Linked DNA regions of Homo sapiens: region 1 is linked to region 2. A link is a loop called in an ENCODE intact Hi-C map of the cell type or tissue named here. Cell type or tissue: CD4-positive, alpha-beta T cell. All regions are shown on one strand. Each heading gives the region's core, and the rest is flanking DNA. Links, peaks and the distances in the headings are about the cores only.

What was found. A loop is a pair of places that touch in the nucleus more often than their neighbours do. Peaks named below come from ENCODE experiments on the same cell type or tissue, not always from the same donor. Only the 100,000 strongest peaks of a DNase experiment are listed, where the experiment ranks them.
Region 1: it touches region 2 in a loop (15-fold over the local background); 6 of 110 quality-filtered maps call a loop at or near these places.

The regions. Positions count from the first base shown.
Region 1 is chr12:45,743,408-45,748,797 of GRCh38, reverse strand. All of the region lies in intron 3 of ARID2 (AT-rich interaction domain 2), which reads right to left. Among named protein-coding and RNA genes, the nearest start is that of ARID2, 16 kb to the right of the region's middle. In CD4-positive, alpha-beta T cell, for the core only: CTCF peaks have their summits at 2,521 and 2,763 (motif pointing right); a DNase peak (open chromatin) is centred at 2,667.
Region 2 is chr12:45,652,801-45,658,190 of GRCh38, reverse strand. No RefSeq gene overlaps it. Among named protein-coding and RNA genes, the nearest start is that of LINC00938, 72 kb to the left of the region's middle. RefSeq lists a silencer at 2,721-2,810. In CD4-positive, alpha-beta T cell, for the core only: no CTCF peak of the experiment used is centred there; a DNase peak (open chromatin) is centred at 2,780.

The DNA.
Region 1 (5,390 bases), core at 69-5,068, 91 kb before region 2:
GTTTATTGAGATAGAATGTATTCTCGGTGAAGATGCTGTGAACATTGCTGAAATGACAACAAAGGATTTAGAACAGTATATAAATTTAGTTGATAAAGCAGTGGCAGGGTTTGTGAGGACTGACTCAAATTATGTTCTACTGTGGGTAATTTGCTACCAAACAGCATTACATGCTACAGAGAAACCTCTCGTGAAAGAAAGAGTTGATCGATGCAGCAAACTTCATTGTTGTCTTAAGAAATTTCCACATCCACCCCAATCTTCAGTAACCACCACCCTGATCAGTCAGCAGCCATCAATATCAAGGCAAGACCTTTCACCAGTAAAAAGATTATGACTCACTGAAAACTCAGATGATTGTCAGCACTTTTCAGCAATAAAGTATTTTTGTTTTCTTTTTTTTGAGACAAGGTATCATTCTATTGTCCAGGCTAGATGGAGTCCAGTGGCACAATCATGGCTCACTGCAGCCTCAACCTCCCAGGCTCAAGCAATCCTTCCACCTCAGCCTCCCAAGTATCTGGGACCACAGATATGCACCATCATAACCAGCTACTTAAAACATTTTCTTTTGTAGAGACAGGGTCTCACTACGTCTCAAACTCACTAGGCAGCTTGAGACTGCCTAGGTTGTCTCAAACTCCTGGCCTCAAGCAATCCTCCTGCCTCAGCCTCACAAAGTGCTGGGCCTACAGGCGTTGAGCCACCACACCTGGCCGTACATTGTTATTTGAGACATAATGCTACTGAACAATTAATATACTACAGTATAATATAAACATAACTTGTCTGTGCACTGGGAAACCAAAAAATTCACTCTCATTTTACTATCATATATATTAATGTGGTGGTCTGGAATCAAACCCACAGCATCTCTCAGGCATGTCTGTATTACTCTCTCAAATCTTACCCTACACAAGACTCTCTAGTCTCATATTGTAGCTTGTGAAGACAGATAGGGAGACATTAGTGTCTATTTTACTTAAAAACAACTTCAAGTACTGCATAGAATTGCACAAAATGACACATTTACCACAATGTTAATTAATATTCTACAACTACAACTGACTCTTGATGCTTGTTTAATAAAACCACACAAAAAAATGTTAAGCTTTAGGGACAGACGAATGAAATGCTATACTATTAATTCTGTAAGTTAGAAATTTTCAATTCTTTCAGAATTTCCCAAATTAGATTTCCCACTTGCTGAGAGGCCTACCATACCCACCTGAGTTCATAAGAAGCTCCCCAAGTGACAGGAGATCCTAATTCAGTTCAGCTACAATGTATCAGATGCCAAAAAGTGCATTGCCATTAAAAAAAAAAAATCCTTGACCCCAAGACTCTGATAGTAAACTAGGAGCAGTACACTATAACTCACAAAACTAAACTCTAATTCTGCACTAGCAATGGTACTTACAGGCTTTTTCCCTGATCTACAAGAGGATAATACCTATTTCCTAGAGTTGTTGCAAAAATCCACTGAGATAAATATTTGTAAAAATAAACTATAAACTGTACAGCAACACACACGTTATTACAAAAAGATACATTAAAGAATTTTTTAAATAAAAATAAAAAGCCACAATCCCACAACTACCCTAACCATTTTCATATTTTTATTCCCTTGAAGTCCTTATCTTCAAATACTTTTTAATAAAATTATATTCATGTGAATTGGGGGAAGACAGTATAATATGCCTAGATTCCAGGTTTAAATACTAGGTCCAGCCGGGCACGGTGGCTCACGCCTGTAATCCCAACACTTTGGGAGGCTGAGGCGGGCGGATCACAAGGTCAGGAGTTCGAGAACATCCTGGCTAACACGGTGAAACCCCATCTCTACCTAAAATACAAAGAAAAATTAGCTGGGCATGGTGGCGAGCGCCTGTAGTCCCAGCTACTCGGGAGGCTGAGGCAGGAGAATGGCGTGAACCCGGAAGGCGGAGCTTGCAGTGAGCCTCGATCGCGCCACTGCACTCCAGCCTGGGTGACAGAGCGAGACTCCGTCTCAAAAAAAAAATACTAGATCCAGAACTTACTGTGTGAACCTGGGCAAGGTTCTTAAACACCTTTGTCCTGTTTTCTCATCTATAATACCAGGATATTAACAGTATCTATGTCATAGGGAGGTGTGAAGAGAAAATGAGTTACCACTTGGTGCAGTGCCCGGCACATGGCAAATTAAATAAATGTTAGCTAAAAAAATATAAACTTAATAGTCTGCTTTTTAAAAGATTCAACATGGTATCATAAACCAAAAGTATACTATTAAAGTTTCATAAGAAAAATACTTAAAAAAAAAACTTTAGCATATGTTACATTGACTGTTTTTAAAACATATCTCCCTACCATCCCTTTGTCTAGATATTTACAGTAATAGAATCAGGCTGGGTGGGTGGCTCAGGTCTGCAATCCCAACACTTTGGGAGGCCAAGCCAGGAGGATCACTTGAGGCCAGGAGTTGGAAACCATCCTGGGCAACACAGAAAGCCCTGGTCTCTACAAAATCTTTACACATCAGCCAGGTATGGTGGCACACACCTGTAGTCCTAGTTACTAGGGAGGCTGAAGTAGGAGGATCTCTTAAGCCAAGAAGGTTGAGGCTGCAGTGAACCATGATTGCACCACTACTCTTCATTCTCCAGCCTGGGTGGCAGAGCAAGATCCTGTCTCCAAAGGAAAAAAAAAAAAAAATCAAACCAGAATCTATCTATTACTTCATACTTCCAGTAGAGGTCTCCATCTAAAAAATTATGTACTAGACTAACCTTTAAATGAGTATCCTTGGTTATTTAAAAAAAAAAACAACTATCAAATATATAAGCTTTATCAAATATGTAAGTTTAGGTTTTTACGAGTAAAATATTTAATATAAAGAATATTTGCAGTAAAAAGTGTTTTTTCTCTCTTAGTATAAGTCAGCAGAATCATCTTAACATAAAACCAGGCCAGGCGCAGTGGCTCATGCCTGTAATCCCAGCACTTTGGGAGGCCAAGGCGGGCAGATCACTTGAGGCCAGGAGTTCGAGAACAGCCTGGCCAAATGACGAAACCCTGTCTCTACTAAACGTACAAAAAAATTAGCCAGGCATGTTGTTGTGTGCCTGTAGTCCCACCTACTCAGGAGACTGAAACATGAGAATCACTTGAACCCAGGAGGTGGAGGTTGCAGTGAGCCGAGATTGCGCCACTGCATTCTAGCCTGGGTGACATAGTGAGACTTTGTCTCAAAAATAATAATAATAAATAAAGGCCCCGTTTTATATAGCAAAGAAATCTCTGATAGTCTTCTAAAATTATTCCTTTTAAAACAGAATGGAGTGGTTAGTGTAATAAATGCAGATCTGATTTGGTTTCTACTTTTCCCTTCCATCATTCAGTAGTAATAATCTTAGGCAAGTCAATTATCCCCACGCAGGCCTACCTGGAAAAGTATCCTTATTTCTACCCTTCCAGAAAGCAGAGGGCTAGACCATCTTCTTAAAATCCTTTCTAGTATTAAGACTGACGATACTACAAATCAATAAATAAATTCAGTAGCCATATCCAATTATAGCTAACTACACACTTCTTGCTCCTGTCTTTAGGAATCTAAATTTTCAGGTGCTGAAAGCTATACTACTGGGCTTCTACAAAACATTAAGTTTGTATACAATAGCTAATATCCACTTCAACTTAGCCCTTTAAATATGTAAGGCTTGGTAAATTCCTATAAGACTGGTTATGAGCAAGAACTGATCAATAAATCACCAAACAGTTTGCTTAAAACTCTAAAGAGTGCTGCTTACACACACACGTGCCTGCACAAACACACACATTTAAGCTAACCTCCATAGTTTATAAAGAGGGGGCCAAAGAAGGAGGGATGTTCCAAGCAATTCTCAGAACTAGGAAGATTTTTTCAATAACCAAATTATGATTAATTGTGAGGATCAAATATACTATGTAAAAACATAACACATTTAATTTAGCATTGATGAATTTAAATGGATTCACGCAAACAAACATAAGATTTCTGACTGTGATTAAAGTACAAATTTGCTTTTCTTCTTTAGGGGGTTCATTAACCTATAATGAAGACTTGTAAGACTAAAATAATTATTTCTCATCTTGAGAATATAAAAATCAAGCAATAATTTAAATTATTGCCTTATTATTAAATATCAAGTAATGTAATCAATGGCCAGCAAAGAACAAAAGAGCAAAAACTGTTTCATAGATAGAAAAAGAAAGATAATTTTCCTCCAAATTTATCAGCACTGTAGCTGACTTGTATTTTTGTGTTAAATTCTTGGAACATAAGAAACACTCATATTCAAATATAAGGTGCAAAAATGGAATTTTAAAAATGTAATGTTCATCATTAGCCCCTCTCTTAAATATAGATAATACCTATGGATTAAAAAAAAGATACTAAACTGTAGTAGATAACACAAAAAAATCACTAAATCTGATTTCTAAGTCTAACAATACCACTCATTAAATAAACAGATAGATGAATACTTTCATATATCACAGGATTACTAAAATTAAAGTCAATAGTTAAGATTGCATCAAAACATATAACAGGCAGTATCTTAATGAGGAAATGTCAGAAGCATCAAACTAAGGTCAGCAACAAGGCAAAGAAAAGATGTTTCCATTTTCCCTACTAATTAACATTGCATGGATATACTGGCCAATGCAATTAGACAAAAGAAAGTAATTTGATGCATAACTTAGAAGAGTAAAACAATCCCTATTTGCAGATGACACACCAAGTATACAGGTAAAATTCTAAAAAAAAGAAAAAAAAATCAATCATAAAATCAAAACTATAAAACAATTTAGTAAGGCAGCAGGTTAGAAAATATAAAAGTTCAACAGCTTTTATATAAATAAATGATAACAAGAAAACATGAAACAGAAAACCACATTTTCAATAGCAACAACAATAACAATATCCCTAAGAATAAACTTTAGAAATGTTCAAACCCTATATAAAGAAAACTTTAGGCTCTGAATGACACAAAAAGATGTGAACAAGTGGAAAGACTTCCATTGCTCTTTGATAGGTCAACTCGGTATCATCACAAAATCAGTCCTCCAACTTATAAATTTAATGCAACCCCCATAAAAAGACCAACAAGCTTTTTTTTTCTGGAACTAGAACAAACTGATACTAAAGTACACATGGAAAAATAAACATTAAAGAATAACCTTGTAAAAAAGAACTATGAGATGGGATTGGCACTATCAAAGATGAAAACATGTTAAAAAGTCTAGGCACAGTGGTGCATGTCTGTAGTCTCAGCTACTCAGGAGGCTGAGGCAGTTCGTTGCTTGAAAGTAAGAGTTCAATGCTGTCATATACTATGACTACACCTGTGAATAGCCACTGCACTCAA
Region 2 (5,390 bases), core at 156-5,155:
ATCTTTGGCAGGTTTCTCAACTTCTCTATACTTCTGGTTTTTCATTTGTAAAACCAGTGATAATAATAGTACCGAACTAGCTGGGCTGTTCTGAGTATAAAATAAATAAGTTAATAATTGCAACGAGCATGGAGATACAACTGGCTCATAGTAAGAGTTCATTAAATATTAGCCATTACTATAAACCTGAAAATGCCATGATTTTCCCTCACCTTTAACTAATAGTTAATCTGAGTATAAGATTCTAGATTTGAAATCATTTTCTCTTAAGTTTTGTGGAAACTCATGTGTTGCTCTTCAGATGCTTAATTCTATTTCCTTTGTGGGTAGTCTGCTTTTAAATGTTTTAACCATTCTGAGATATTTTAGCATTTTCTCTTTTTTACTTTATTTTATTTTTAGGCGACAGGGTCTCGCTCTGTCACCCAGGCTGGAGTGCAGTGGCGTGATCATAGCCCACTACAGCTGCCATCTCTCAAGCGATCCTCCCACCTCAGCCTCCTGAATAGCTGGGACTACAGGAATGCACCACCATGCCCAGCTAATTTTTTAATTTTTGTTTTTAGTAGATATGAGGTCTTACTATGTTGCTCAGGCTGGTCTCAAGCTCCTGAGCTCAAGCAATCCTCCTGCCTTGGCCTCACAAAATGCTGGGATTCAGGCGTGAGGCACCATACCCAAGCAGCATTTTCTCTTTATACTCAAAGTTCTAAAATTTCACCAGGATATGTCTAGGTGTAGTGTTTTCCTTTTATATTCATTAATGCTCAGAGAACTCTTTCATTTTGAGGATTCTAGCTTTTCTCCCAGGGACATTTTATTCTATTAATATATGTACAGTCTCCATTATATTATTTGTGCTTTCTTTTATAGTAATATCTAACATTTTCATAACTTTGTTTTCTTTCTTTATTCTTTTTTTTTTTTTTTTTTTAGAGAGATGGGCTGTCAGCATATCGCACAGGCTGAGGCCAGAGGATGACTTGAGGACAGGAATTCTCATGTGATCCTCCTGCCTCAGCCTCCCAAGTAGCTGGGATTACAGGTGCAAGTCATTTCATCTGGTTACAACTTTATTTACAAGATCACTAATTTGAGCTTTAACCTTGTTTATTATGTTCTTTTTGTTTGTTTTGAGACAGAGTCTCACTCTATCACCCAGGCTGGAGCTGGAGTGCAGGGGTGTGATCACAGCTCACTGCAACCTCAAACTCCTGAGCTCAGGCAATCCTCCCACCTCAACCTCCTGACTAGCTGGGACTATAGGTGCTTGCCACCATACTGGCTCATTCTGTTAATTCTATAATTTAGCTGTTCTATTTTTTTCTTTTAACAATCATATTTTGAGGCCTCTTCTTTTCTTTTTTTTTTTTTAAGACAGGGTCTCACTGCATCACCCAGGTTGGAGTGCAGTGGCACAATCACGGCTACTGCAACCTAAACCTCTGGGCTCAAGCGATCCTTCCACCTTAACCTCCTGAGTAGCTGGGACGACAGGTAAGTTTTACCACACCTGGCTAATTTTCAAATTTTTTGTAGAGATGGGGTTCTTGCTATGTTGCCCAGACTGGTCTCAAGCTCCTGGACTCAAGCAATCCTCTTGCCTTGGCCTTCCAAAGTGCTGAGATTACAGATGTGACTGACTGTGCCACTTATTTTCTTATTGATCTTTTAATAGCAGCCTATTTTTGTTCTAATCTTGCAATATCTTCCTAAATCTCCTTGAGAATACTATCTTTAATTTACAAAGGTTTTTTTTCTATTCCTTGCATCATCTCTTTCTTCTGAATTAATTGTTTGTTGCTTATTGATATTGATATTGATCTTTTTCTTTTTGTTATTAGTTTTCCTCAAAAGGACCATGTTAATTAGTATAGGTGGGCAGCTGAGCTTGCTTTACAGTTGTATAGATCTGATTACCCAACAACCTTCTTCCCTGACAAGCAGAGTTCTTTGGGCAAGAGGGTAGTTCCAGTGGATGCAGGCATCTCTTATAGTTCATAGACAGGGAGGCAATTGCCAATCAGCAAGGAGGGCTTGACTCTTGGGGATGAGCTGATTCTAGCTCAGTCAATCAGTGTTCTAGAGCCTCTAGATTCAGCACACATGCTATGTTCTCTTGATTTTTGTTTTGGCGGTCCACTTTAGGCTCTTTTCTACTTTTTCTCCAGTCCCAACAGCCATACCCAGTAGAAATGAAAATGCTCAACTGGCTGCTCTCTGCTCATATGAGAGGAAGTTGAGGAGCTTAGTGGTTCCTCAAAATTTTTGCCGTTCAGCCCAAACATCTTGATCTTTGTACCTGCTGACTGTGAACTTGGATTCTCTAGAAGCCTACTCTGGAAGAATGTCTCCTACCTCCTCTGTAGTTTTATTCTATGAGCATTTGGAATCATGATTTCTTCTCTTTGTTTTCTCTGACCATTTGAGCCCATTTGCATTCCAACTTCTAGAAAAACATAATTTCTTACCTGCTGAAGGCACGCTTTATTCCATGGATTTATTCCATTTCACATTATTCCTGAAATTGAATCAGGTCATGAGAGAGTTGGAAAATGTATGCTCATTCACTCATCTTGAGCCAGAACTTTCACACTAATTTTAAAAAATTAATCTTTAAAATCTATTTAATCTTTTGAATAGATAATACATAATACATTCACATCAATCAAAATCACAAGATATAAAAAGGTACTGAATGGAATAGGAAATGATTGCTCCACACTGGTAGTAAGCGTATATGCACGGGCTCCATGGCAACAGTGCAGACAAGAGCATCAGCTTCAGGGCAACCTGTGCTCCTCCTTCTGGACAGCGCTCAGCTCTACACAGTCTCAACAGCTGCAGCTTCACAACAGCATGAACCACGTTAATTAATACAATATACATGCATTGGAGAATATAGACCATTTCTCTGACTATACGCAAGAAAAACTTATCTGGCTGATTAATTCACTAACTGTAAGTAACTTATACAGACTAGTTGGTTTGCAAGTTTGAGGTGTGTGTGTGTGTGTGTGTGTGTGTATAAAGATAAATGTATATATAGTGTTATAAATGCATAGCTCTAAATTATGTACTTTTATATAAATATGACACTATATATTATATATCATAACATATAGACAATTATTCTGACATGGACTACAAATTTTTTTTGGTTTTACTTTTTTTTTTTTTTTTGAGATGGAGTCGTGCTCTGTCACTAGGCTGGAGTGCAGTGGCATGATCTTGGCTCACTGCAACCTCTGCCTCCCGGGTTCAAGCGATTCTCCTGCCTCAGCCTCCTGAGTAGCTGGGATTACAGGCGCGTGCCACCACGCAGGGCTAATTTTTGTATTTTTAGTAGAGATGGGATTTCACCATGTTGGCCAGGATGGTCTCAATCTCCCGATCTCATGATCCGCCTGCCTTGGCCTCCCAAAGTGCTGGGATTACAGGCGTGAGCCACCGCACCCGGCCTGTTTTACTTTTTTAATCTGCATTTTGTATGTTTTCTCATGCAGCTGTTTTTCTTTATGCTTAAATTTACCTTTTTTAAAATAATCCAGATTTTATTTCATAAAGACCATCCCTACCCTGGAATTACAGAAAATTATCCTGTGTTTTTCTATTCCTTTTACAGTTCTACTCTTCTACATTAGAAGTTTTACCATATTGGGTTTGGCTTCGTGTTAAATGTGTGAGGTTTTAATCCAACTGTATTTTTTCCAGATGGCCACCCATCTGTCCCAATAATTTATGCACTCAGTTTTGATTTTGGCATCTGGACCATTTTCCCCAACAATGGTCAACCTTTTAACATTCCAAATATGAGCCTGAGCAAAATGGCAGAATCTCTTTCAAGTAGAATGACTTTGAAGTCAGAAGCAAGGCCAGCAGAGGAAGACAGCCGTGAGATTCTAAGCCAGCAAATGCCAGCACTGGAAGCCACTGGCACAACTGATGAATCCTCTTGGACCCAGTGGGCTCCTTCACATGACGTCACACTGGAGTGAGCTCCTTTACAGTAGGTTCTCCTGGGACATGGCCTGCTGCTGTCCTGAAGAGGAGATCTCTTATGCATTGGATTTTCTGTTGGTTTTTAATAGCATAGGCCTAATAGAGACCTAGATGCCATGATATTCATTTTTCCATTTTCCCTGTGCATTTGCAACAGTTATCTTTGTCTATCATAGAAAACCCTTTGGTCAAAGGTAAGAGTAGATTAGAAGTCTTTTTCTTGTCAACCTCAGGAGAGCACGAACAAGCCTCCCATACAGGGAATTCTCCGTCAGGAATTTCTTTGGTTGTGACTTCTTTTCCTGGCAAGATGACTGTGATTTGCCTTCACACTTACACATTCTCTGTTAAAAGGTACAGTGTCTGATTGGGCCTGTGGCACTCTTTTATGTTGTTTCAATTTTTACTTATTCTACATAGTTTACAAAGGGTTGAGTTGCTTCTGGGGCCCTCAGTACCACAACTGGAGGTATGGTCAATGGACTCTTCCTACTCTGGAATTGTTGGGGGGTGGGAGAGCACTTTCTGAAAGCATTTGAAAAAGACAGATACATTTTTCTACACAGAATATTTCTCCCCGTATCTATCCAGGAAATGAATATGTTGGAGCTGAAAGGGAGAACATGGGATCAATTTGGGGACGTTTATTCATGTTTTTTTTTAGAAACTAGCATCATAGATTAGGTTCGTTTTTGTTCCTGTATCTTAATTACCATGACTCTTTTAGATTGCATGAAAAGCGATTATTTCCACCTCATTGTTTTCACCGCAGAGTCTATCTGTACTCATAATTAGACCTGGGATGTTAGAAGATGAAGAGTAGCGTGAAACAAAGAACTGAAAACTATGGGTGACATTTTACTTTCTGAAAACTTTTAAAACCTTAGAAAATCCTTCTCATGTGCTTTGAGGGAGAAATTTCTTCTGTCATCTTCTATTATTGGGTGACTAATGATTTAAAACTGGTTTAAACTGCACAGTAGCCCTGCAAATGTGGCATTCTCCTTTCTATTGCCTGGTTTGGCAAGAATGCTCAGCCAGCAAATAAAAACTCTGGCCAGCGTGGTAAGGTAACATAGGAAGGAAAATTAGAAGAGGCCAACTACGCTTTTATCATACAATAAATTTCTTACTATGTGGGAAAAAAATTTTCAGGTATAATAAATATAAAAGGACCTGAATTTAGGTTAACTGTCCAATAATTAATGTAGATTCAGGGGCACAGTAATACAAGGTATGAATTTGATAAATAAAATTATGGAAGTATAGATTTCATTCATCCTCTGAGTGCTTCACTTTTCTCCCCTCCCCTCCACTTCCCTCCCCTTTCGTCTCCTATTCTCTCCTCTCCTCTCCTCTTTTCTTTTTTTCTCAGCTCACTGCAACTT